Linked DNA regions of Mus musculus: region 1 is linked to region 2. The links are chromatin loops, found by intact Hi-C in ENCODE. Cell type or tissue: left cerebral cortex. All regions are shown on one strand. Links, peaks and the distances in the headings refer to the core of each region. The heading gives the core; the rest is flanking DNA.

Region 1 (10,613 bases), core at 845-8,844, 54 kb before region 2:
CTGCTGATGCTGTCCGTGTATTATCCCCCTGCCTCTGATTCTCAAAAGCTTGGATGACAAGCAAGCACCCTCTGTGCCTAGCTCTGGTACCTTTAAGTAACTACATTATAATATCTTTAGAAAGAAGCAGATGAATCTAAATCACACACACAAAAATAAGGACTGGCAATTCTAAAGCTTGTGAAAAATAAAATGAACATAAGCTGAAGGAAGCAATCAAGTTATTTATATATGCAAAAGCACATATGCCATCCTCAATACTCCAGTAAATCCCATTTTAGCAATACATATTTTAACACTAAGGTTCCAATAAGCACGGTCTTTACGTACAAGCTTGTAACCTTTGCTCCCCTTTTCAAACTGTAACACTGCCAGGACTTTTCCCTCCTAGGACCTTTCTAGGCCTAAAAAAAAAAAAAAAAAATGCCTCAAGGCAAAGTGGTGAGCTGACAGCCTGGGTTTTTCTTACTCCTCTGTGGGGAGGGGGTGAGGAGAGATGCACAGCAAACTGTGAAATCTCCTAAAGCAAAGGAGAAGAGCAAAGGAGACCACCCTTGCCAAGCCCTGTGGCCTACCTGCAATGCAAGCTGCCTCAGACACTGAGGCAGGAAGAGCTCAAGTTCAAGGCTCCCTGGGTGACTGACTGAGACCCTGACTCAAAATGAAGACTTTGTTCAAGGAACAAGCTAAGTGGCAGAGCACTGCCTAGCACACCTTACTTAGTTTCCGAGTTCAATTCCAAAGACAGGGAAGGAAAGCAAGGGAGAGAGAGAAAGAAACAATAAAAAAGGGCTTCTCTCTAATCTGTGCCTCAACCAAGCAATCTGGGAGACCATGGTACAGGCACTCGCTGCCAAAGCTGACAACTAAGTCCCACATCTGGAACCCAAACAGAGGAACAAGAGAACCAACCCCACAACTTGTCTCTGACCTCCACCCTCCGCACATGGTGGCATACATGCACCAATATGTACATAAACCTAGATACAGTAAATGAATGCATGCTCACACACACACACACACACACACACACACACACACATACACACACACTACAACAAAGCCAAACACAGCAAACAGTGGCTTTTTCACAGTGTCCAGGCTTTGACACTGTAACACTCTGTTTTTATCTGTCATCCTTCAATAACTACTCAATGGAGATCATCCCTTAAATGTTATATATAATCTTCTCCTTCCTTTAGAATGACGTGCAGTCAAAATATCTTAAAGTTTCCAGTCCTCACACCCTGCTGATAAGGGCTCACACTGGGGTCTACCTAGGGAAGGGTCAGAAACTCAACACCAAAACAAGGAGAGTTGTAGGTCAAATGGCACAGCAATGACAACTTTTAAACGAGGTAAGAAAAGCAGGCAGGAGTTCTCGGATTTGCTCTCCAAATGACAGGTTTAACATAAAACTTCAAAGCAAGGCTATTCAATGTCAGAAGTTCATTTTATTTTAGTATCTGGATGGCATCAGGTTACAGACACCCCTTTTTGACTATGTGGCTGAACCTTTTCAAATAATCAATGTTTTAGCTGCAGATTGCTGAGCTCACATAACCAATTTTTATTTTACCTTACTTTGATTTGTGATACAAGGTCTCAGTGCACAGCCCGAGCTAACCTCCCACTCTGCTAAAGCTCCCTGAGTGCTGAGATTGCATGAGTGCATGACCACGCCTGTCAAAACAGGAAGACAGCAACTGGCCTGGGGATGAGACCCTAATTTCATTCCCTAGTGCCATAAATGCATTCAATAAAAGAAAAACAGGAGGGAGGGGCGCAAGGCAGGACGCTGGGACAAAGACACCCAATATTCTCTACCTGCTTCTGGAGTGACAGGATATCAGGGGGTTACCGCTAAAAGGTAGAACTTGGAGATGAAGAGATGGCGAGTGGTTAAAAGCACAAAGTGCTCTTGCAGAGGACCCAAGTTCAGCTCTAAACTTCCATGTTTGTTGCTCACAACCATCTGTAACTCCATTCCCAGGGTATCTGATACCCTCTTTTGGCCTCCATGAGCACATATGTAAATACATATAATTAAAAATTAATCTTTTTTAAGATAGAACTTGAAGCCCAATTTATATACTAAATATTCTTTGTTAGCTATCAACTTAAATTAACTATCAACTTAAATTGTTTAAGAGAAATATTTTCCTTCACAGGCTGGAAAACTAGTTATATGTGATTACTGCAGGAATTTTCTCCACACTTCTCTATTCCAAATTTAGCAGAAATCAAAATAAATGTAGGAAAGGAATTAATGAGAGCAACATACAATATGTATGAAGATATCATCATGGAATCCATTACTTTGTATGCTAATGTAAAAATTTATTTATTCTGTACCACACTAAAACAATAATTTTAGGGCTGGAAAGATAGTTCTCTTGATAAAGAACCTGCTATGCAACGAAAACTGAGTTTGCATTTCCAACACCAATGTGAGGCTGGATGCAGTGCTGCATGCGGTCCTAGCTAGAGAGAAACACCCAGGTGGATCCTTGGAGGCTCACTGACAGCCCCATCTCGAAGAGTAACCTGGAGGGAGCCTGAGGAAGCCCCTTGGCCTCCACACACATGCACAGACGTGCACCCTATGTGCACACATGCACAGACTGACCGTTGTGGAGATGACTGAGTGGGTAGTGCTGACTGAGCAAGCACAAGGGCCTGCACTTGAATCCCAAGCCCCAGTATAAAACAACAAAAGCAAGCACTTGGTTTTACACATCTGGTGATCCCAGTGCTGGAGCTAGAGAGGCAGGTAGAAGGCAGAGCACCGGTGAGCCAGCTTAGCTCCTCCAGGTTCCGCAAAGACCCTGCCTCAAAAAGGAAGGCTGAGTAAGAGATGGAGGAATATACTCAAAGTTGATCTCCAGCCTCCACAGCATTCATACAGACACAGACACAAGTGTGTGCACACACACAACACACATGCACACAGCAAAGAGAGACAATAATTTTTAAATAACCTGAAATGCTGTCCTGAGCACATTTATAGTAGCTAATGAACCACAAGCAAATAAAAGGTTAAAACAAAACAAATGGAAACCCTTTTCCTTCTGTAATGAACACCACATTAGCACAAACACAAGTGTGCTTGTTCATCTGTTTGCTAGTTGCATTTTCCATCAAAAGCACTAATGTCAAGAAGCGTGGACCTGACAGCGTCAAACAATACAATTTCCTTGGGCCTATCCAAATGAGTAGGTGTTTCTGAAGGCAAGACCCAAGACCTATGCACATCAAATAATTTCTGGTGCAAACAAGAGCCTGAAACTTTACACTGCTGTATAAATGAATGCCTCTGAACACAGCACTGAAAGTGGGGCTAGAGATGGCTGGACAGTTAGGAATAGTGACTGACCTTCCAGAAGACCAGGCATCAAGTCCCAGCACCCAGAAAGCAGCTTACAACTCTACCTCCAGTTCCAGGGGATCTGATGCCCTCCTTCTGGCCCCAGGCATGTGCACAGACATATATGCAGTCAAAACAGTCATAGAAAATATTTTTTAATTATTATTAAAACACTAAAAACTAAAACTCTCTGAAACACTATCTTTAACTATTGGGAATTAGGATAAGTGAGTCTGGCAGTTTGTTTCAGCTTTATTATCAAATAACCAAATGAATAAACTGGGAAAACTGGGAGTAGCAGCAATTCTACCCTTCCTTCCAAAACAAACAAAAAACAAACAAACAAACAAAAAACAACAAAAAACTAACGGGAAGATCTTCACGACAAATGGAAGAAACTGGGGGTGGGGCTTACACAGACCTTGCCAAACTGAATATAAAGAGCACAAGGTTCTTTTAATCTAACTAGCCAGCAACAGTAAATCAGCATCCCCTTTGTCTTAATTTGCTCTTTTACTTCCAAAGCCCGCACCTGGTGTCAATTACAAGACAATTATGAAACAGTTAACATTGATGTCTACTTTAAGAGTTGGGACGGCTAAGTTAAAACTCTCAAGAGACACATTCATTTTCTGAAAAGGGAAACGTCGTGCAAATGACAAAAGCTTTGTTCTCATTTTTCTGTATCTCAGTCTGAGTAGAGGTCACAGTGCATAGGACGTATGCCTTTACTTTTTCTTCTCCTTACTTAGCTCTGGCTGACCTATGTAGTTGAGATGAGCCTGAAACTAGGAGGGATCTGCCTGCCAATAGCTACCAAAGCAGGGATTAAAGGCATACCATCACGACCCAAACTTATTTTCTCTTCCTTGGCTCTATGTTGACAAACAGAACCCTTCGCAAACTTTAAGGACACTGCGATCACCTAAGGGACCTTGCCAAAAGTAAGTTCAAGCTCAGTGGGTGTAAGTGGGTCTGGGAATCTGAGATGTCCAACCAGCTTCCAGATGAGGATGCCAACGGGCAAGAAGTCTTGAAGCACGGAGTTAGAGACACGCGAGACATCAGTGTCTGGGCAGATGTCAGAAAGGTATTCCTTTTCTTATAGCTAAGAATCACCACTTAGTTAATAGAAGTATTTAGCCCTCACGTGCTAAGAGCTGCTGCGGGCACACACTTATCCTAAATCCTTAATGATTAAGCCGGGTTGAAAAGCAACTACCACTATCAAACGCCGAGACCCGATCTGGCTTCTCCTTGCAATTATAACTGTAACTCTTTTGGAATTGAATTACCGTCTCCAAGCCTCAGTTTCTTCAGGTAGCAGTTTTGAGCGGGTAACAGGGTGGGAAAAAAAAAAGGCAAGACAGTAAAATGTCTGGCAAGTACCATGCAAGCACAGAACTAACCCAGTGGGAAACTTCTACTGCAAGCGCTGAGGAGACAGTATCACCAAAGGAGCAGCTAAGTGCACAAATGCCCACCACCTGTGTACACGAGTTTCTCTTGAATGGAGGCCTGCGCGCAGAGGCTCGCAGATTTACAGAAAGAACGCCGCGACATGGACACCCGCTACTCGTAGGGCGGGCTGGCTGGTCAGAAGGAAGAGGAGAGAAGAGCACGTCCGGAGCCGTCCGAGGCAGCCCGCGGGATGCCGGCAGGAGGCGGGCGCAGCGGCCGGCCCGCGCAGCAGCGGCCCCTCGGCCCCACCTCGGCCCCGGCTACGTACCCTCCAGAGCTCCGGGCGTCCGGAGCCTGCCGCAGCATCAGAGCCGCACCCACCACGGCGGACAACGGGCGGCGAAGACCCCGAGCCACGGCCCGACTCAAAGAACCACAGGGCTGAGTCGCTGGCGGCGGAGGAGCTGCAGGCTCCGCGGTGACCCTGTCACCTCTGCTGGCTTTATTATCCCATTGGCTGAAAATGAAGCAACGTGAGGAAGGACACCCAACCAGAGGCGGGATGTTCTCAAACCTAGTAGCTCATTGGTGAGCTAGACCGGACCTATGAGGACCCAGAACACTGAATTGGAACCAAGGGCTCGCCGTCCACGGAGTGCTAAACAAATTTACAGCCATCGTGGCTCCGCGACTACAATTCCCAGGGTTCCCGCGGCAGGAAGGGCTTCTGCTTCTGTGTGCAGACACGCGAACAGAATAGTTTATCTTCAGCAAGTCTTCCAGGTCTGATAAAACAACCTGTAACCCTTCATCCACGTCTGTGCGTCTTTACCCAGAATCTTCGGACGTTTTTTTGTAGTTTTTACTATGAACGTCGACACTGTTTGGCCTCTCTGGATTTCGTTCATTTCTTTTCAGTGCTGCTTTCTAGCAAAGCGAGGGATGCGAAGTGCTTTTGTTGGGTTGGCCTAAGTGATTTGACATTGAAAAGAATTTTGTCTTTTCTCTTGTCAGAGACTTGTGTTAAGAGAGTTCTCCAGTTCATCATGAAGTTTTGTTAATGCTGTTTTCTATTTATCAAAGTAAAGACATACTTGTTTTATCGATACTAGTTACCGAGGAGTTGCTCTAGGTACGTTTTATTTTCCAAAGTATTTCTGAAATTGTTATCCAAGTCTCGCAGGCTAATCTGAAAATAATACATCCATCCACACTCCTTTTTGATCTTCGTTTCTACAATCTTATTCTGACGTGTTGCTCATACATTAAAGTTACAGGGACTTTGTTGTTATTCTTGTTACAAGGAATTTGAAAGGGCTTTAATTTGGAAAGGATGTGGAAGACACCACACCGGACTGTATTCTACGCTATTATCTCCAATATTTTGTAAGTGAATTTATAAACCAGACCGCCACGGCGGAATCTGAGCACTAAGTAGGTAAAGGCTGAAGGCAGACCATTTCAAGTTCAAGCCCAGTTTAGGCTAACTAAAGCTTCACAGAAACCTTGACTTAAAAAGAAAAAAAAAGAAGAAGAAGAAGAAGAACAAAAGAGTCCATCTCTTGAGTTTCTTAATGTTCCCGTGCTCTTGGTTATCTTATTATTAAAACCCAAAATGAAAACAAGTCCAAAGTAAAGCTTGGTAGAAAACAAGAACAAGACTCTAAATAACCATCTCACCTACAGGCAAAAGCCAGTCTGTGTGCTTTATTCACAAAGCCAAGACAGGGATTAGTGGTAAGAGAACATTGAGCCTAAATTAAAAACAGTGAATGTAGAAAGCAGGAAAAAAAAAAAAAAAAAGTAAATATACTAAGTCCAAGGGGCATACCCAGTACAGCACAACCTATCTGGCTGAGTAAGTGAAGACTTGCCCAATATTCTAATAAAAGGTGACTCAGTAATCCAGAAAGGAAAATTCGCTGTTTTTGCTAATGTTAATCTGCCTATTAAGAAAAGACATATAGTATTTTCAGAATTAGTAAGTAATGACAGGTTATTTTGAGCCAGTCGGTGAAAATATGTCTTTACCTATTGAAAATTCACCATCTGAAATTTAATGTATTCACACTGATGCCATTAAAGCTCTGCAAAGTCTAAACTTTGTGCAAAATGCCATTACCAAGAAAAGATGGCTGAAGCTAAAAAGCAAAGGTAGCCTTAACAAAACATTAATTAGTGCTTCCTAAACTCCTGTGAATGGATTACAAGCCTCAGGGAAGTCTTTTAAGTCTTTATGGATTCACATTTCTAGTTTAAAAGTGTCTGAACTTGACACCTGTGAAGTTGTGCTACCTACCATTATCAATCGTTGCTTGGGTCTAGCCACAGGACAGGCTGGTACGTAAAGTTTCTCAACCACTGTTGCTTAAGACAATATTCAGATCTCTGTAGTTTTATTTAACAATCGTCTTTTGAATACACACTCTGTGCCAGAGACAATCTTAGCTATGGTTCAAAGTGAAAAAAAAGAACAAAAAAAAAACCCCACAACCTGCTGTCCTTCTGGCATTTTGATATCAGATAATCCTTTTTCAATTTTGAAATTTTAATCTTGTTTTTAATTTTCTTACAGGTACAGATTATATCCTCCCACCCATTTCTTCTATCTCCCATTTAGTTACCCTTCCCAATTTCACTTCTACTTTAATGTTCTCTTTCATGTTCTGTATACATTCATGATTTTATGTGATTATATAAAATCTAGTGTCTTGGGGCTAGAGAGATGGCTCAGCGGTTAAGAGCACTGACTGCTCTTCCAAAGATCCTGAGTTCAATTCCCAGCAACCACATGGTGGCTCACAACCATCCATAACAAGATCTGGCGCCCTCTTCTGGAGTGTCTGAAGACAGCTACAGTGTATTTACATAAATAAATAAATCTTTAAAAAAAAAAATGTCTAGTGTCTTAGTTAGGGTTTCTATTGCTGCAGTGAAACACCAGGACCAAAGAGCAACTTTGGGAGGAAAGGATTTTCATTACTGTAGGAAAACAGGACAAGAACTCAAACAGGGAAGATCTTGGAGGCAGGAGCTAATGCAGAGACCACGAAGGGGTGCTGCTCACTAGGCCTTCTTATAGAACCCAGGACCACGAGCCCAACGGTGGAGCTACTCTCAGTGGGCTGGGCCTGCCCCCATCAATCACTAACTGAGTCTTAAAGGAGGCATGTTTCTCAATTAAGGTTTCCTACTTTCACATGACTCTGTTAGTGTGTGAAACAAGTTGACACAAGACTAGTCAACAGCCATAGGAACTACAAATGAAAGAAAATATGAGATTTATCTTCCTGAGACTGGCTTAATTAATGTAATATGATTGTCTCCAGGTATGTGTATTTTCCTACAAACAATATAACTTAATCCTTTGAGCCGGGCAGTGGTGGCGCTTGCCTTTAATCCCAGCACTCCGGAGGCAGAGGCAGGTGGATTTCTGAGTTTGAGGCCAGCCTGGTCTTCAAAGTGAGTTCCAGGACAGCCAGGGCTACACAAAGAAACCCTGTCTCAAAAAAAAAAAAAATCATAACTTAATCCTTTGTGGCGAAAAAGATCCCATTCTATGTACATGCCACAGTTTCTTCATCCAGGTGACTTGGTGCCATCATTTAACAATCATGAATAGTGCTGTATTAAACAGTAATGTGCAAATGTCTCTTTGATTGATTTATAGTTTATTGGAAACTTCTGTACCAATTTCCATGGATGCCAGACTAGTTTACAGGACAACAGCTATGAATATGAGTTCCCTTTCATTCACATCCTTGCCAGGATTAGTTCTCTGACCTTCTGATTGGTACAATAGAATCTCAAATTTGTTTTGATTTACATTTCTCACATATTGATCAGGTCTCTTCTGTATACAATTTTTGTAGACTGCTGACTTCGATTAGCCCATTTAGTAAGTAAGTGTGAGTTATTCTTTTTTTTTTATTTATTACATATTTTCCTCAATGACATTTCCAATGCTATCCCAAAAGTCCCCCATACCCCCCCCCCACTTCCCTACCCACCCATTCTCATTTTTTTGGCCCTGGCGTTCCCCTGTACTGGGACATATAAAGTTTGTGTGTTGTGAGTTATTCTTGTTCAGTTTTTTAGTTATTGTATTGTCTGGATATTAATCCAGGATGTTCTTTATTAAGTATTTCCTTTGCATCATAGGAGCCTTTCAATTTCATGAGGTCCCATTTGTCAGTTATTGAAATTATTTCCTAAGCAACTGTAATCCTATTAGAAAGCCCTTGTCTATGCTTTTTTTGGATATCTTTTGCTTTACTTTTCTTCTAACAGTTTCAAAGTCTTGGATCTTGCATTAATGTCTTTGATCTGTTCAGAGTGGATTTTTATGCAGTGTGAAAGGTAAGTATCTAGTTTCATGCTTTTATATGTGTATATCTATCTTAGTTAGGGTTTTGCTGCTGTGAACAGATACCATGACCAAAGCAGCTCTTATAAGGACAGCATTTAATTGGGACTGGCTTATAGGTTCAGAGGATTAGCCCATTATCATCAAGGCGGAAGCATGGCAGCGTCCCAGCAGGCATGGTGCAGGCGGAGCTAAGAGTGCTACATCTTCATCTGAAGGCTGCTAGCAGAATACTGGCTTCTAGGTAGCTAGGATAAGGGTCTTAAAGCCTACACCCACAGTAACACACCTACTCCACCAGGGCCACACCTTCTAGTAGGGCCACCCCCTGGGCCGAGCATATACAAACCATCACAATATCTGTTTTTATTTATTTACTTACTTACTTATTGCTGGGCCAGATGATTTCCTTGACTATTAGTGAGTTCTACACCAATGTGGGCTAAGACTATCAGACTATGAGACAAATAACCAACAGCTCGACCAGGAAGATCGCTCGGCAGCTTGCCACCGATGATGCAAGCTTGTCCTGCTCCAGATCCCTGGAATGTGTAGTTACTTTCCTCCTACTGTGAGGAAATCTTAGGAGCACAAGCAACTTAGAAGAGAATACAGTTAGATATTCAGATAGGTTAGACACAACAACAGTTGTCTAGGGCTCACCTGGAAGTCAGGGGCAGAGAGATCACATTTTTTCTACTCATAGTATTTAAATTAGGGTTTCTATTGCAGTGATAAAACACCATGACAAAAATTGACTTGGAAAAGTTTATTTCAGTTTACAAAGCTACACTACAGTCCATCAACAAAGGAACTCAAAGCAGGAGCCCTGCTTATTGGCTTCCTCATCATGGTTTGCTTAGCCTACTTGGATGTAAAATCAAGGACCACCATCCCAGAGGAGGCACTGCCCATGTAGTAGCTGGATCCTCCTACATCAATCATTAATCAAGAAAATGCCTAACAGATTTTTCCTACAGGCCAATTTTATGGAGGCATTTTCTCAATTGAGGGTCCATCCCAAGTGACTCTAGCTTATATCACACTGAAAAATAAAATAAAAAAACAGGACCATTAACCCCTTGTTAACTTTACACACCAATACAACACTATTAACAGTATCCTTCCCTTTCTTGCCTATCCCCAGGATCTCATATATTGGTATTAATATCATATATAAAACATCCTAACTTCAAAATCACCACAGTCTTTAAAAAGTCAGACACTAAACATATGGACTCTTTTTGAAATGTTCAATATCTTTCTAAAAATCCAATATTTCTAAAACTCCAACGTTTCTCTAAAATATCTAAAGGTTCATAACTAGGTTCCTGTAAAATCAAAATAAGTTAACTGAGTTCCTAATCCAAGAGGGGATGACCAGGGCACAGTCACAATCGAACCTAAACAAAGCCAAAGTCCAACAGTATAAAAGCTCCGTGAGAAACTTCTGGAACCCACTCAGGATCCTCTGGCCTC
Region 2 (10,613 bases), core at 1,038-9,037:
TATACTTGGAGAATGATCTTAAAAATTATATCAAGATGAGTTGGGGGGTCACATGAAGGAACAATGAGTATTAGAGATGTTTTCATTCATTTGAAAACTTACAAAGAATATTTACTACGTAGTCAGTCTAAGAAAGTTATGTTCACATTGCTGTTCATCACCAAAGGAAGTCAGGACAGGAACTCAAGCAGGGCAGGAACCTGGAGGCAGGAGCTGATGCAGAGTCTAGGGAGGGTGCTGCTTAATAGCTTATTCTGTGTGGTTTGCTTTCTTATAGAACCTGGGACCACCAGCCTAGGAATAGCACCACCCACAATAGGCAGGGCCCTCCCTAGTCAATCTCAATCACTAAGAAAATGCCCGTTAAGCCTGTCTGCTTACAGCTTGATCTGGGATATTGGTTCTCAAAAGGGTCTCAAGACCCTTTTGAAGGTTGAAGGATTCTTTCAACAGGGGCCGTCTAATACCATTGGAAAACCCAGAGATTTACATTACAATTCATAACAGTAACAAAATTACAGTTATGATGTAGCAACAAAAATAATTTTATGGTTGGGGGTCACTATAACACGAGGAACTGTATTAAAGGGTCGCAGCATTTGGAGGGTTTAGAACCACTGTGCTGGAGGCATTTTATCAATTATGTTCCTCCTCTCAGATGACTCCTGCTGCATCAAGTTAACATAAAACAGACCAGCACAGTAGTAAATTTAGGAATTTCAGCACATTGTACTTTAACCAGGAGTCTGTGCTCTTCTACCATAGAGTATCTGGGGGCCAAGTGAAGCAGGGAAAACATGAAGACATCTCACTAGCAGACAGAGCTGGGGTGCTGAAACAGTTTTAAAGAAACATATGACAGGTAGCTGTTTTCTGCTTTTTGAACATCTGTTCTAGATACTTTTTGTTGTTTTTATATTTAAGATTTCAATGGAAAGGAAAAGGATGCTACTTATCTGTAGGCATGTAGAAATGTAAGCCTTATTTTGTGTATGTATGTGCTGTGCAGTGAGTGCTTATTCATGTTTGTGGACATGTATGCACATATGCAAACATGCGGAGGCCAGAGGTCAGGCTCAGGTATTCTTCTAGTACATCTTGTTTTATGACAAAGTTTCCTTGGGATTGAGGCGTGCAGATCAGGTGAGGGTGCCTGGTGATTGAGCCCCAGGGACCCACCTTTCTCTGCCTCCACAGTACTGAAGTTACAAGCATGCACATCTATATCTAGCTTCTCACATGGCTTCCAGGGATCAAACTTAGCTCCACATGGCATGTCAACTAAATTACCTCCTGGCCCTCCTGTTTTTTTGAGACAGCGCCTCGTGTGGACCAATCTGCTCTTGAACTTACTGTGTAATAAAGGACAATGTTGAACTCCTACCCCTCCCTCTAGCCTGTACAAGCAGACTCCTGGGGCTGTAGGCATTATGTACTACACCCAATTTTATGGAGTATTGGTATGAAGCCAGGGTTTTGTGCATGCCAAACCATCACTTAACTGACTGGACTACATTATATCCCCATCCCTCAGGTAAGCTTTCTCTGTATAGTCCAGGCTAGCTGCCTACTCATGACCCTATTGCTTCAAGTTCTGGGATGGAGACAGGTTTTACCATGGCTAGCCTTTTGGAAGTTCTTATGAATTTATTTTTCACTCTACATTTTAAACAGATTTCCTTATCTGGTTTTCTTAGTATTAGGATAAAAAAGGAAACAGTAATCGGAGCTCTGGAATCCAAACACTTCTACACATATTCCCAATTTAAAAAGGTGCTATTATGATGTTAGGTGTGCTAAGGACTAGGGAAGAATAGGTGTTTATTTATTGCTGGTTTTTCCAACCCCAATAAGCCCATATAAAAAAACCACACAATCCAGTTATTATAGTTATAAGCTATATGCCTAGATTGGGCAGATCTACCACTATACTAACTGATTCCCCAGCTATACGACCCTTTGCTACGTGTGGTTCTGCCCCATCGTGGCCTCCTCCTCCTCCTCTTCTTCCCTTCTCCTCCCTCACTCCCCAAAAACCTCTCGTCCCACCTTTCCCTTCCACTGCCCAATCACAGGCTCTAGCTTTTATTGACTAGTTAGAATGGGGAGAAGGTTCATATGAGATCACTGGAATACCTGTGTTTGACTTTTCCTTGGGGGCAACCTCTCTTGAGGAAGCAGAATTAATATCAGAATACAAACAGCATCAGAGCAACCCACAACATTTATTATTGAAGTTTTTCCATTCCCAATCTTACAGGTGAAAAGGCAACTTGCAAACATTCTAACAACTTAAAGTATAAAGAGATTTGAACAAAACACCTAGATTCATTTCCCTAGTCAAAAGCCAAGTCATTTATACAGCTCTCAAGCAAAGTAAACAGCAGTGTCAAGTTAAGTGAAAGTTGAATTGTTAAAGGGCTTAATTGATACTGTGATTAATAACATTTGGTTGGGTGGAACAGTGTGGTTGTTCTGCATGCAATCCCAGAACTGGGGTTGTGGGTAGAAAGCGAGGCTACTGCCTAGAGAGTTTTAAAGAAGCCAGAGCTGCAGAGTGAGTGAAGCCATTCCTCAAAAACAGAAACAAAAAAGTCTGATTGCATGTGACAGAGAAGCTATGAGGACAATGATTAAAATGTGGATGTCCCCTTTTCTTGCCAATTCTTTGTTTTCTCAGAAACTTGTAAGTATAGCTGGAATTGATAGCCAGCCCGAGTGTCCTCACTGTGTGCTGCCCCTTTACCTGCTTTCACTGAAATGCCACACTGCACTGCACTGGCCTCACTCAGCACGCAGAAGGCGGCTGAGGCTTAAGTGGCTTCAGTTGCTGACTAATAGGTCTGAGGCTTTATTAACCTGCTCAGCCACATGTTCCCTAAACTGCAAAAGAAACTGGACACTAAAGTCCTTATTCCAGGCACAGGGCAGTTGTTTCTGCTTTTTAGAGTAGCTTAGGTTAGTGTCCAGCGTACTGTGCAGTCCAGGCTACTTTGAATTAGTGATCTTCATACTAGGAATTATGATTACTTCCTGTACTCATGAAGAATTCTTGCATTTTGAAGCATTCCCAGCGACTGGCATGTCCGACTTCAGGGAGCAGTGTTTCCAGTGTTCAGACTTTGACAGTGTGGGCTTGAGAGAAATGACATTAACGATTCCCCTCTCCTTTCGGCTTCTGGGATGTGGTTGGATTACATGGTTCCCATATTTCTTGTTTGATGTGCTTAGTCAAACACAGGAATTGCTGGTACTAGAAGGCAAAGCCAGGACCCTACAGAAGGGCTCAGACATTCTCGGTTTGAGCTTCCCGGTGGTTATGATTAGATTGCAATTTGGAAGATGAAATTTTTTAGGTGAAGACAAAAACAAAAGAAAACAAAACAAAACCAATCGGCAGCCTTTCCTCTTGACAGTGGTGGAGGAGCAACAGGCTCTGTAGACAGGAAAGGAGTGGGGCAGTGCTGGCATACAGCTGGGGAATAGTGACTTGTGTGATACCCTGATGAGCAGTGTGTAGGTGTCTGTCTATTCAGGTCTCCTTCACAGCCTGTGATGGCCACCTTTATGCTTTCCTTGCAGGGCAGAAGTCAGTTCCAAGCCTCCTCATGAGGATGACCCTCCTTGCTTTGAGAAGCCCCCAAGCAGGCACACTTCCTTCCCAAGCCTGTCTCAAGACAAGCCTTCTCCAGAGAGGACGCTGGCCAGCGAGGAGGCCCTGCAGAAGATCTCTGCCCTTGAGAATGAGCTTGCTGCCCTTAGAGCTCAGATTGCCAAGATTGTGACCCTGCAGGAGCAACAGAGTCCAAGTGCAGGTATGTGGCCCCTGAAGTGGCTTGTTGTGACTGGACAGTGCAAGCTGTGTCTTCTCTAGTCTTGCCTAAGACAGCACAAAACCCGATGATGTCTGTGTGACTTTAATTTGAGAAGAGTAGGGAAAAAAATCTGCTTGGCAAACTCTGAAATGCCTGCATTTGAAGTGGGCTGTTGTGAATGGCTGCTTTATGGGAAGTTTAGATTCCCCCATCTGATAACCACTCCTCTCAGACACGAGGATGTAACGTGACTTTGTGTCTGGTGAAAGGAACTGTTTCTGGGTAGGACTTGTGAGAAGCTATTTACACATGCAGGGCCTGAGGTAAACATCTGATGGTCCACTTTCCTTTCCTGCTCTAAATTGGGTATAACGGTCCTTGTATTACCAAGTCCCTGTGGCATTATGTATAGAAAGTAATAAATAAACACACAGCAGGTACCTAATGACCCTTTTCTTTCTCTTGTAGAGTAGAAACCAGTCAGGATTTCATCTAATCCTCTTGGTTTAATTTGTGTGGCACATTTTTTCCCATGGAGAAGAAACTATGGCCTTGAAATCCTAGCCTGGTAGTCTGTTGGAAAGTAGTGGTTGTTTTTCCTGTTATTTCACGGTCCTGGAGAGACACGTAGGTGCCCAGTGTCTGAATCCTGTTGCTTATGGTGCTTTGGGCACTGGGCACTAGAAGGGGAGGGGTGATCTCAGTGATTTGCATAGACATGTGCTTTGCATAGCAGGTTCTGGCTTGTTGTCTATTAACTTGAAACTGTTTTCTTTACTTCCCTCTGCTGGTAGACTAGGGAAACTACCATAAATAGGAGATAACTCTGCAGTTTGTTTTGTTGTCTTATGGTCTGAGTACTCCGGGGAAAACTGTTGTGACGTTACGATTTCCCCAAGCTCTCATTTGTATAGTTCTGCAGTAGAGACAGCCAACTTTGATTAGGCAAAAAGGGTAAATATTAGGGATTTTATTTCTTTAACACTTACTTTTTTCTTTGAAAATTAAGTGTGATACTGTTTTGTGGGACAAGGTTTTTCTTTGTATCTGAGTGACCTGGAATTCCTTATGTAGATCAGGTTGGCCTTGAATTTGGTGATCCTGCCGCTTTGTTCTCCCAAGTGCAGGGATTATAGGCATATAAACAGCTGGCATGGTCACGTGTTCGTGATACTTGTGATAGTGCTGAACTGCCTAGTATGTATTGAGGACAGATGTGTATGAGTATAGACTGCTTTATATTTCTGCTAAGAGTGGTTATGCTGCTCTCCACAAACAAGTGTGTCTAAACGTTAAAAACATCTGTGTTCATTTGCATGGGATGAGTTTGGGTTCAGAGTCAGACCTTTCTTAGTAGCTGAATTGCATTTTCCCTCTAGACTCTTTTTAAGGACATTGCTTTTAGGGATACACAAGTCTGTCACGATGTTTTCTTGCCTCTTACCAGAAAGAGTAACTTGTTTGCTTCTTTTGTAGGTTGCTTAGATTCTTCCACATCTGTTACTGTAGCACCACCACCACCACCTCCTCCTCCTCCCCCTCCCCTTCCGTTGGTACTCCACCAAAGTACGTCTGCTCTTGATCTGATTAAAGAAAGAAGAGAGCAGAGACTCAGTGCTGGAAAGACTTTGGCTACGGGCCACCCAAAGAAGCCTGACATGCCAAATATGCTTGAGATCCTTAAAGACATGAACAGTGTGAAGCTACGGTCAGTCAAGAGGTGAGGCTCCCACGTTGAATACTAGGAGTCTCAGGTTTATAACATGAGTGCTGAACCATTTTCCCTTCGAGAAATGTCTGCAGCTCTAAGAGCTCCTCTACACAGAATAGCCAAGGGCAGGGAATGGCTCCTCAATTCCACCAAGTGTCATCCTCTTGTGTGGACTCATTTGTTTTTTTGGTTTTTTATTCCCCAGACAGTTTTTTTTTTTTTTTTTTTTTTCTTTTTCCTGTATAGCCCCTGCCTTTCCTGGAAACTCACTCTGTTTCCTCACAGTCAGAGATCCACCTACCTCTGCTTCCAGAGTGCTGGGATTCAAGGCATGGACCACTAACGCCCAACTCATTTCTTAAAAAGGTTACCTGTTTTAAGAAAAGGTTCAGTATGTGTGGGAAGGTCAGAAGACGACTTGTGATTGAATCCTTGCCTTCAGTGTGAGTCCTGGGGATTGAACTGAGGTCATCCGTCTTGGTGCCTGGCACCCTCACTTGTTGAGCTCTCTCAAGAGGATGCATGCCCCCAGGCTCTCCTGGAATCACTGGGTACTTCCGGAAGATGCAGCCCTGACTTGTCCTAAGTGGCCCTTTATCTGACTCTGCACTCTCATGTTGAGCTCTAAAGTCCAAGTGTCCCTCCTACTACTAGCAGTGGCTTAGTCACCGTTTGTTGTCCACAGAGACCCTCTGAAGGACATCCACATATTGACCTGTCCCCTTGGTTTCTGCTCCTTTCTCAAAGGTCAGAGAAAGATGTAAAACCCAGGCCAGCGGATACTGACCATGCTGCCTTCATAGCAGAGGCTCTGAAAAAGAAGTTTGCATATCGACACAATAGCCAAGGAGAAACTGAAAGAGGAATTCCAAAGCCAGAGTCAGAGGCCACCTCAGAGCCAGCCCTGGTGAGTAGTAAGTAGCATGTTAGGTGGAGATCCATATCTAAGCCATTGACTTGTGTCTCCTGCTGGATGCTGCTGGACTCTGTACCAATATGGAGATTGTAGCTAGCTGGGCGGGTAAGGATCATTGATCTTTTGTTTGAAACTGGGACTTAGGAAATCCAGCGTGGACTTAAACTAGGTGTGTAGCAGGGTTGGCTTAAATCCTGATCTTGCTACCTCTACCTCTGATGCTGGGATTAAAGTAGTTGTGCCATTGTGACCAGCAAGGATGACATGTTTGTTTGTATTTCTACTTTTCTCACTGTAAAACTTAGTTTGTTTGGAAATCCAAAACTTACAGAGAAACCTAAGTGAAAAAAAGCAGAGTTTAACCCTGGGTTTCACTTTCCAATGTTAAATTTTCCCTGCAGGGTTTTATTTTTGTCTTTAGGTATAATGAAGTGAAACTCAATCTAATAATAATTTTCATTATGATAAAGTATAGTGTTTGTATTCAGATTTTAAAAGATTTACTCAAAATTAGACAGGATCATTTTCTCCTAGGGGTGCCTGGTGAGTTTTCCCAGTGAGATCTGACATAGGCTTGTGAGGTATATGCTGCACCACACAGAGACTGAGTAGACCACACGAATAGGAACTCCTTCCTGCCTGTTGTTTGCATGAAGATACTTGCTGACTTATTCCATGCTTTGGATTTTTTTTTTTTTCTTTTCCAGTTTGGCCCACATATATTGAAGTCTACAGGGAAAATGAAGGCTTTAATTGAAAATGTTCCCGACTCCTAATGGACAATGAATTCAGAAAGACTCCTGGTTCACCAGTTGGCTTGCAGAGCTGAGTTTGTCTAGGAGAAATCACCAGTATTTAGTAAATTCCTTGCTGTAGTGTTCATTGGTCTCCTTCCTTCTGAGCCCAACTAGAGGAGTAAGAAGCAGTGAAAGCAGCAGGAGGTCTGGCTTCTGAGAGGTCAGCTCTGGAGCTCTCCCTAACACACATGTACTATGTGCATGTTCTGTTCTTAACACTAAAATCTGTGCACACATTTCACCATGAATGGCATCAGAGAGGACACTGTTATCTTCCTCTTCACTGAGAGTTCACTAGTCAGTGATGGAGAGCTGGTATACTGTTATTATAGCACACTATTGGAGCTGGGAATGCCTCGGACAGGACTTGAGTATGTTCTCACTTTCTGTTTTCTGGAGCTGAGTTTACATAAACAGCAGAAGATGTTTACTGCTGAGTCTCTGTGTTGCTTTCTGTTAGAGGGAAGTGAGGACCAGGAAGGCCATTTACACCTCATTACCACCCACTACTGGGAAGCAAATGAACTTCTCAAGTAGTAACAAATCAAACTATTGAATTAAATCATTTCTTAAATAAAAGCCAGAATGTATCATCTTTCTCATCAGTTTAATAAGTGGCCCTATAAAGATGGATGATTTGTTGCTAAGTTAAAAATTGTCTTAGTTAAGGTTACCATCACTGTGATGAAACACCATGGCCAGAAGCACCTTGGGGGAGGAAATGGTTTATGTCACTCACAGTGCCATATAGCAGTTCTTCATCACAAGCATTGAGGGCAGGGACTAAGCAGGGCAGGGCCCTGGAGCCAGGAGCTGATGCAGAGGCCATGGAGGCTGCTGCTTACTGGCTTGCTTCCTATGGCCTGCTCAGCCTGCTTTCTTATAGAACCCAGGACCACCAACCCAGGGTTGGCACTACCTTCCCCATCAATCACTAATTAAGAGAAGGCCTTGCAGCCAGATCTTATGGAGGCATTTTCTCAATTGAGGTTCACTTCCTTTTAGATGACTCTAGCTGTGTCAAGCTGACAAACTAGCCACCACAATACTTCTAGAAATGTCAGCGTAATTGAATTTATAATTTTAATATACTGGTCAAAATATCCTTTATAATGAAACATTACTGAATAGATGAATAAGTTCCCTTTAAGCTATTTATTATTGGTCAGCCAATGAATTACATTATGCAGATAAACCTTCGGTGTTATTAGAAAGTAGAAAACTACCTTTGTTATCTAGGGCTTGGAAGGACTTATCTAAAGTACTTAGTAGTTTACCATGATTTTTGTGTTTCTGATAAGACTCTTTAATGTCAGAATCTCTTACCATGAGTAAATATTTGGATTATTTAAATCTAGACTATTGGTTCTTCCCAGAGTTTAGAGATGGGAAGTGTAGATAATATTGTAAGTTATTGAAGATAGGTGTTCTAAATCATACAAAGACTGGGCTATTTTTTCATAGCATATTTAGTTTAAATTGTGGTATGTTTTTGCTGTATATTGTTTCTAAATATTTTTTATGGTTTGAAAACTGTCTTTTATGAAATTCAGAAAATTTGTGTGACCACATATTTTGACCTAAGAGTTTATATTTATATCAGTATTGAATTTGGCTAGCAGTCTACTATATAAAAGTTAATATTTTAAAATAAAGTAAGCTGTTGAATTTTCTTTTGACAATACTATTATCTATTTGTATATTTATCTCCCTCTGTCTTTCCTTTGTAGCTAAATTCTTTGTGCTGATATGTTGCTGTAGGATAGCTTGTAGTGCACTTTTTTAATGAGTTTTTTTTTTTAATTTATTTATTATATGTAAGTACACTGTAGCTGATTTCAGACTCACCAGAAGAGGGCGTCAGATCTCATTACGGATGGTTGTAAGCCACCATGTGGTTGTTGGGATTTGAACTCGGGACCCTTGGAAGAGCAGTCAGTGCTCTTAACCACTGAGCCATTTCGCCAGCCCGTAGTGCTCTTTTTAAAAATTTATTTTATGTATATGAGTATTTTATGTATGTAAGTATACTGTAGCTAGCTGTTTCACCAGAAGAGGATTCCATTAAGGATGGTTGTGAGCCACCATGTGGTTGCTGGGAATTGAACTCAGGACCTCTGGAAGAGCAGTCAGTGCTCTTAACCACTGAGCCATCTCTCCTCCAGCGCCCTTGTAATGCATTTTAAAGCAGAGATACAGTCCTTAAAGAGCTGTGTTGTCTGTCACTCCCTTTTCCTCTTAGACTGGTTTGGACACAGGAGACCTCCTATACAACATAGAGCTGTGAGCGGAACAGTGCTGTAGTGACACTTTCAGAGATAGAGAATGTGAGTCAGAGCATTGGACTTGGAGCCACACATGATCTTGGACAAGTGAGTTTATTCTAGGGCCATTGAGATCGGTCTCAAAAACAAGGCTTAAAGTTTTAGTAGTTCACCTAAGGCTATTCCAGCATTTCTACACTTAACCACAAGGCCAAAAAGGCTGAAAGGTTATCATGGGATTTGTCATGCACCTTCATCCATTACTAGGGCTTCATGGCTGTGCTTTTTCCTGTTTTCTCCATTCTTAGATCCTCTCTTGAGCCTGTTTCCTGGAAATTCTGTAAGTAGGCCAGCGCTTCACTCTCTCAGCGGTACAACAAGTAGCAAAGCATAGTAATGAAGGACCCAGCATGCCGCTGTTCACTTCAGGCAGGACTAAGAGTTGTTTCTCTAGCTGAAGTTCTCAAGATCTGTCTTACAAAAGTCCTTTTCAATGGTCCTTTACAGTTAGGGCATAGCGCAGGCATAGTTTTAATGTTCTTGGGGCAAAGGGTAAGGCGACCCAAGTGATGAAAAGCCACAATTTAAGGACAAAGGCTACTTTTCATCAGAAGGCTTTTAGCTAATATTTCTGTCCTTGTTTTCCAATGATTTCTCTGTTTAACCAGGTGCTGTTTTTATTAGAGTGAAAGATTCACATCTCAGGGAACTGTATATGTCAGAGAGCGGTATCTTAGGGGGGGAGGAGCAAGAGCAGTTGGGATGTCATCCTGAAATACTGCTATTGGCAGCTCAGCCTAACTGAATGTTCAGAACAGAACAAGGATCGTGTTACTCCTTCCAGGGATCTGGTAGGAAACTTCAAGAGACCCTAGCACTGTAAGGGAAGGGTGTCATGATTGATGAAATGAATTACCAAAGAATGCTCACAGCAGCCATTCAGTTAGCTCTTACTATCCATTTGTCTTTATATGGTAAATATTTTAGAGGTCAGAAAGCCACTCAAAAGATTTGGTATCTTGGTGAAGGCCTTAAAACCATGTCTGCCATGTGTGGACACAATGCTTCAAAAAAACCACACTCCTGCTTCCCAAGGAGAAACTGTGAGGT

The links. Peaks named below come from ENCODE experiments on the same cell type or tissue, not always from the same donor. Only the 100,000 strongest peaks of a DNase experiment are listed, where the experiment ranks them.
Region 1: it touches region 2 in a loop (2.8-fold over the local background); 11 of 42 quality-filtered maps call a loop at or near these places.

The regions. Positions count from the first base shown.
Region 1 is chr3:19,157,814-19,168,426 of GRCm38, forward strand. It overlaps Armc1 (armadillo repeat containing 1), which reads right to left and starts at 5,282. Exons shown (of 7, transcript NM_028840.3): 1 at 5,097-5,282. In left cerebral cortex, for the core only: a CTCF peak has its summit at 7,628 (motif pointing left); a DNase peak (open chromatin) is centred at 5,386; H3K4me3 peaks cover 2,050 bases; H3K27ac peaks cover 789 bases.
Region 2 is chr3:19,211,889-19,222,501 of GRCm38, forward strand. Mtfr1 (mitochondrial fission regulator 1) reads left to right here. Exons shown (of 8, transcript NM_026182.6): 5 at 3,583-3,815; 6 at 5,292-5,535; 7 at 6,274-6,433; 8 at 7,150-8,929. The coding sequence ends at 7,218. Among named protein-coding and RNA genes, the nearest start is that of Mtfr1, 29 kb to the left of the region's middle. In left cerebral cortex, for the core only: a CTCF peak has its summit at 4,613 (motif pointing left); DNase peaks (open chromatin) are centred at 3,956, 4,550, 4,935 and 5,387.